Linked DNA regions of Homo sapiens: region 2 is linked to region 1. Evidence: read pairs that join two places in POLR2A ChIA-PET (ENCODE). Cell type or tissue: PC-9. All regions are shown on one strand. Links, peaks and the distances in the headings refer to the core of each region. The heading gives the core; the rest is flanking DNA.

Region 1 (2,930 bases), core at 282-2,781:
GATGTACACTGTTCTCTAAATTCTGAATCTTTGGGAAAAAATGTAAAGCATTTATGATCTCAGAGGTTAACTTATTTAAGGGGGATGTACATATATTCTCTGAAACTAGGATGCATGCAATTGTGTTGGAAGTGTCCTTGGTGCCTTGTGTGATGTAGACAATGTTACAAGGTCTGCATGTAAATGGGTTGCCTTATTATGGAGAAAAAAAATCACTCCCTGAGTTTAGTATGGCTGTATATTTCTGCCTATTAATATTTGGAATTTTTTTTAGAAAGTATATTTTTGTATGCTTTGTTTTGTGACTTAAAAGTGTTACCTTTGTAGTCAAATTTCAGATAAGAATGTACATAATGTTACCGGAGCTGATTTGTTTGGTCATTAGCTCTTAATAGTTGTGAAAAAATAAATCTATTCTAACGCAAAACCACTAACTGAAGTTCAGATAATGGATGGTTTGTGACTATAGTGTAAATAAATACTTTTCAACAATATTTTTGTTGCAGAAATCATTTCTGAAATACTTACTGGGTGGGAATTAAACAGTCATTCAGTCTCTGTGGGAATATTTTTTAAAAACAGCACTAAGCACCAGTGAAAATGCTTTGACCAAACCATGGTCTCCAGATCTTCTTTGCTAGCCTGTGGACACCAACCCCAAAGCAGGCTCCATTCATAATCAAACACTAGTGTTCTGGGGATTTCCCCCATGCATTAGTGTAAAAGTGGGGAGGCGTTGTTTTGACTCATTGTTCCGTTGTCTCTAACAGCCTATAGCTTCTCTCTGCTCCTGAGTGGGCTCCGGAAAATAAATACTTACAAACAAGTGCCCACTCGGAGACAACACATTTACAGTCGCTTTCAGAACCCTGACCAGGGTCTAGAACTCAGACGAGATGTGGCTTTGTGGAAAGTGTGGTGGCGTGGTCAAGCTGGAAATGACTTTCAGCTTCCAGGATTAGTCTCATGACCACAGAAAACTTTTTGAAAAGCACTATCATCTCTTCAGATCGAAAATGCCCCCAGACGCTGCTGATGACAGCATGAATGGGTTGTCAAAGGAATTACCCCAGGACTCATTTCTCTCCAACCTTCACTTCCCAATTGATTACCCCTATTTGATAGAATCATTGATCTGCCAAAGGTTTGGTGGGTCTAGAAGTGACGATCAAAGTACTCAGCTCATTAGATAAGATAGGTGCCTCAAGAAAATCTCAAAGATAACCTAAACTAAATAGGCCAATATAGTCCTCCATGGTACTGGATAAAGGTTTGCAAAGAATATACTGTAGGGTTCATTTCACTGCAAGTCTTTTGTAGTGGTTTTAAAATATAAATTCACCAAAAATTAGTTAATTTAGCCACAAAGTAAACAGACGATGCCTTTGTGAAGTTATCATCTTTACTGTAAAATCTGGGCCTAAAAATCATTTAAGTTCACCCACTTCTGGATCCTTACACAAATGTAACATGTTGCTGCAGCGTCCACTGTTTAGCTGACATCTGAAAATCCCTTTGACTATTTGCCCTTCAGCACTGTTAAGACTCCCTCAGACTCAACCTGTATTTCAGAATAACAGATGATTACAGCTACTCTGGAAACCACCTTTTGCCCTTACCAGCACTAGAATTTGAGATCCAATTTGTGGAGGGAATGAATGCCTTTCTTCTGTATCTCTTCTCCATCCCTATTTCAAGGATGTCGAATCTCTCTATTCTATTACTACGAAACAAGAGTTTTCAGAACTTGTTTCATATTTTTTTAGTGACTGGTGTTTTCCCATTAGTTCCTATTTCCCAGCTTGTTGGCGTAATATCATCCTTGCTTGTCCAACTTTGGTAAGTATAAGACAATGCCACATTTTGATAATTACGTGATTTTAAAGAATACTTCCCTCCTACCAAGATTTCATTATATTAAAATATACCCAAATTTTGTAAGATATATTTGTCTTGCCAAATTCTAATTTTAGAGGATTTTCAATCAAGATAATCTTAACAATTACTTACGAAGCAGTAGACTAAAAGTCATCTCAAAAATAAAATAGAAGATATTTTGATGACAGCAAAATTGGTTACATAATCACTTTCACCCTGACGTGGGCTTGGTGAGGTAGCATTAACACACATACCATAAGGAACACCACATCTCAGCATTTTCTCAGAGCCAACTTTGTGGCTTTTACTAGTAGATTTCAACATGTGAGGTCAGTATCTTTAATCCGATTTTGCTCTCTGCTTAAAATGTTCAGGGTGCTTCTTGCACGTCTCATTTTTTACATTGCTCAAGAAATAAAGCATAGAAAAATGTCTTCTTCTAATCTTGTACATACACTTTTGGAGAAGAATTCCTTAAAGATTCGTAGTGCTTTTGAGATATTTCAATTCATATTAAAAATGGGTTGATAATACCTACACAAGGCTTACAAGTTTTCATAAACCTGGCTATTTAATTTCATTATCCCAGCTGCTAATAAGATTAAGGCAAATTGTTTCATATATATTAAAAATGGCTGCAGTGACATTTTAACCACTTAATAACCACTTTTGTGTGTGTGTGTCGGTGGGGGGGGGGCAGGGGGAAGAGCGGTCAGCATTAACACAAGTCCCAAAAATGCTGCCAGCAGAAGCTAAAACTAAACAAATACTACAGGAAAACAAAACAAAAAATAAGGAAAGAAAATAAGTCCTAAAACTCTTTCCTTCCAGAATGAAAGTATTTTTGTTTTCTTGTATAGTACTATCTTATTTTCCTTAGGTTAAATACAAAGTAAGCTTTTTTCTGTTACAGCAAAATAGTCCAATTAGACATTAGCTTCAGATGTGTTTTCCTTCAGGCTGTTTCAAAGCTCACTCTCAAGGAAATAAACTATTTTTAAGTGTATATTACTTGGGCTTTAGAAATCTGCAGAAGGCCACTAGATTTTAGT
Region 2 (2,930 bases), core at 204-2,703, 420 kb before region 1:
GCTAAGTTTTTGTAATTTTAATAGAGCCAGGGTTTAAGTAACTACCATTGTGAATGCAACTTAAAGCTCCAATTGTATTTACAGTTACCATTTTATGAAATGGACAAAACATTTAGCTCTTATGTTTGTGGAGCCTTCTGCATATTATACAAGTTAATATGTTTCTTAAATTCTTATGATTAAATGTTGATGCTGTGAAAATGAATGGTATTCAAAACTTGTAAAAAGTGCAGGGTAAAGAAGTGGTGGAATTTTTTCGAAACAGAGTCTTTGCTCTGTTGCCCAGGCTGGAGTGCAGTGGCTTGATCTCAGCTCACTGCAGCCTCTGCCTCCCAGGTTCAACGGATTCTCCTGCCTCAGCCTCCTGAGTAGCTGGGATTACAGGCAAGCGCCACCATGCTCGACTAATTCTTGTATTTGTAATAGAGACAGGGTTCACCATGTTGGCCAGGCTGGTCTCGAACTCCTGATCTCAGGTGATCTGCCCACCTCAGCCTCCCAAAGTGCTGGGATTATAGGCATGAGCCACTGCACCCAGCTTATTTTCATTTTATGTGTAGACAGACTTAATGCCAAATTTAATGATTTGCCCGTGGACATGCTAGACATTGTCTTTAAGGTTCACTTCAAGTTACCAATTCCACTTAGGCCTCCATATCTGATGAATATGCTTACCAGTATGTTAATTTTTAGGAAAAAAACCTAAACCTATTTTGGGTTTTTTAAAATAGCCTTTTACTGAAATTGCTTTCTTTAGATCAGTGTGGGATCACAGTCATTCATCACTTTGTTTTGTTTCTAAATAAAAATAAAACTCGAATGCAAAGAATATTATTGGAATGCAAAAATGTAATAATTATAACAGATTAAAATGTTGGTGTTTGCTGTTTTCCCCTGGTACAACAATCCTTTTTTAGCCAATAAAAAAATAAATCTAAACATCATTCTGATTTTCTGAATGTCACTTCCATTTCTAGACTATTTCCAGTTACAATAAATGAAAATAGAGTTTTATTATATTTACTCCTTTCATCAATTCTATTCAGAAACTAAATTTGTCTCATCTAGTTGCAGAATGTAAATAATTTAGAAAGACTAAGCATATTTTATATTATCTTCTTGATTGTATGAATGAGAAAATAATTACATGGATAGTATAAATTGTTGTCCTATTTCTTCCTACCATCTTAATCTGTTTTTTTGTTTGTTTTTTTTTAAACTGCTGCTCATGGAGCAGGGCTACCCTGTAGGCAGTGTGCCCAGAGTAGCCCCATCCGAATCTTTATGTATAATTACGTTTTGGAAAGATAGACATTTTATTGCTTTAGTTTAAATGATAGTCTGGATTCTAGACGTCTGAATTAACCACAGCTAATCAAATGATGAAATTTTGTATACGGAGACTTAATTACCCCTTGCTTTTAATTATGTGAAATCTTTTAATATGTTTCCTTTTTTTTAAAAAAGTATTTATTTATATTTATATGTACTCAGACACACACACACCTACATAGAGAGCTTAAGAGATTAATCTATCGTGTCCTTAATAAATCAGGTAGACTATCTTTATAATATCTCTTACTTTTTAATGCATATTCTCATTTTTACTTTACTTGAGAGCCCAGAGAAGATGATGATTCCAATCTCTGAATGTAATAGTCATTGACCTAATGGAGGAAATCTTATCTTGCAAATTAGATAATTTTTCCTAAATTATGTACATTAAAATCAAGTATATTGTTATATTTGGAAGGCTAAGCATTGTCCAGAATAAATCAGGGAAACTCATTTACTTGTGAAAGTTTAAATAATGTATTTACCTTAAGATATTTTTGTCTTTACTGGTGAAAAGGATTTGGTATTGATTTAATTTCCTGTGCTCCTGATTGTATATATTTCAAGCATTTGTGGAAATAAGAGTTTGCAGTCAGTTAGATCAAATTGCATTAGTATATTTAAAATTGTATTTGATACATTGATGTAGAAGTTTTTAATCTTGCTTCATACTGGTTGTTCTGTTTTGTTGTTTTTAATTAGGAAAAGGCAAACTGTACCTACAAGCTAATCCAGCCTGCTTCTTGTTTTTATCTTTTCCTTTTTAATTTTTTTAGAGACAGGATCTCCCTCTGTCACCCAGGGTGGAGTACAGTGACTACAGTGATCATACCTCACTGTAGCTTTGAACTTCTGGGCATAAGGGATCCTCCCACCTCAGCCTCCTGAGTAGCTAGGATTAGAGGTACAAGCCACTGTGTCCAGTTACTTTTAGATTTTTAAACAGTTGAAAAAAACTCAAAAAGAAGAATATGTCATAACACCTAAACATTCTATGAAATTCAAATTTCATAGAATGCTAATATAGAAACATTTATTGGAACATAGCCATGCTCATTCATTTATGTATTTTTATGGTATTTTTTTAGCTACTTTTCTGCTGTAACAGCAGGGTTGAGTAGTTGTGACAACTGGTATGGCCCATAAAGCCTAATATATTAACTTTCTGGCCATTTACAAAAAATGTTTGCTAGCCCTTATTATAATTCATGAAAATACATGGAAGCCTTCAGCGGTACCTTCATTTAGTTAACTGCAGGTGGTATAGACAGCTTTGCTTTTTGAGCACCCCTGTAGCAACTTTCAAACTTTATATATTTCTTGTCCCAGCAAATCCTTATTAGCAAAATGGATTCTTGTATAAGTTAAAAAGATGTGGTGTGGTAAAAATTAATGTCACTCTTGTGGACTTAACATTCACGTTTTAAAACTGTTGCCAGCAATCTCAGGGATCTAAGAACAAGCAACTATTTGTAGTTTTGCTAAACCATGAATTTATGACTGGCGAAACTGGTATGGCAAAACATGTTCAATCACCTAATCTGATGTTCAGGATACAAAATAATTGCTTTTATGGTAACTCTTATACTATCAAA

Evidence for each region. ChIA-PET counts read pairs that join two places held together with the same protein. Peaks named below come from ENCODE experiments on the same cell type or tissue, not always from the same donor. Only the 100,000 strongest peaks of a DNase experiment are listed, where the experiment ranks them.
Region 2: POLR2A ChIA-PET joins it to region 1 with 15 read pairs; 2 of 35 experiments call an interaction of 5 or more read pairs at or near these places.

What each region holds. Positions count from the first base shown.
Region 1 is chr10:62,809,560-62,812,489 of GRCh38, reverse strand. It overlaps EGR2 (early growth response 2), which reads left to right. Exons shown (of 2, transcript NM_000399.5): 2 at 1-494. Among named protein-coding and RNA genes, the nearest start is that of EGR2, 5.3 kb to the left of the region's middle. In PC-9, for the core only: no CTCF peak of the experiment used is centred there; no DNase peak of the experiment used is centred there.
Region 2 is chr10:63,227,701-63,230,630 of GRCh38, reverse strand. The region is part of intron 3 of JMJD1C (jumonji domain containing 1C); the gene reads left to right. Among named protein-coding and RNA genes, the nearest start is that of NRBF2, 96 kb to the right of the region's middle. In PC-9, for the core only: no CTCF peak of the experiment used is centred there; no DNase peak of the experiment used is centred there; H3K27ac peaks cover 846 bases.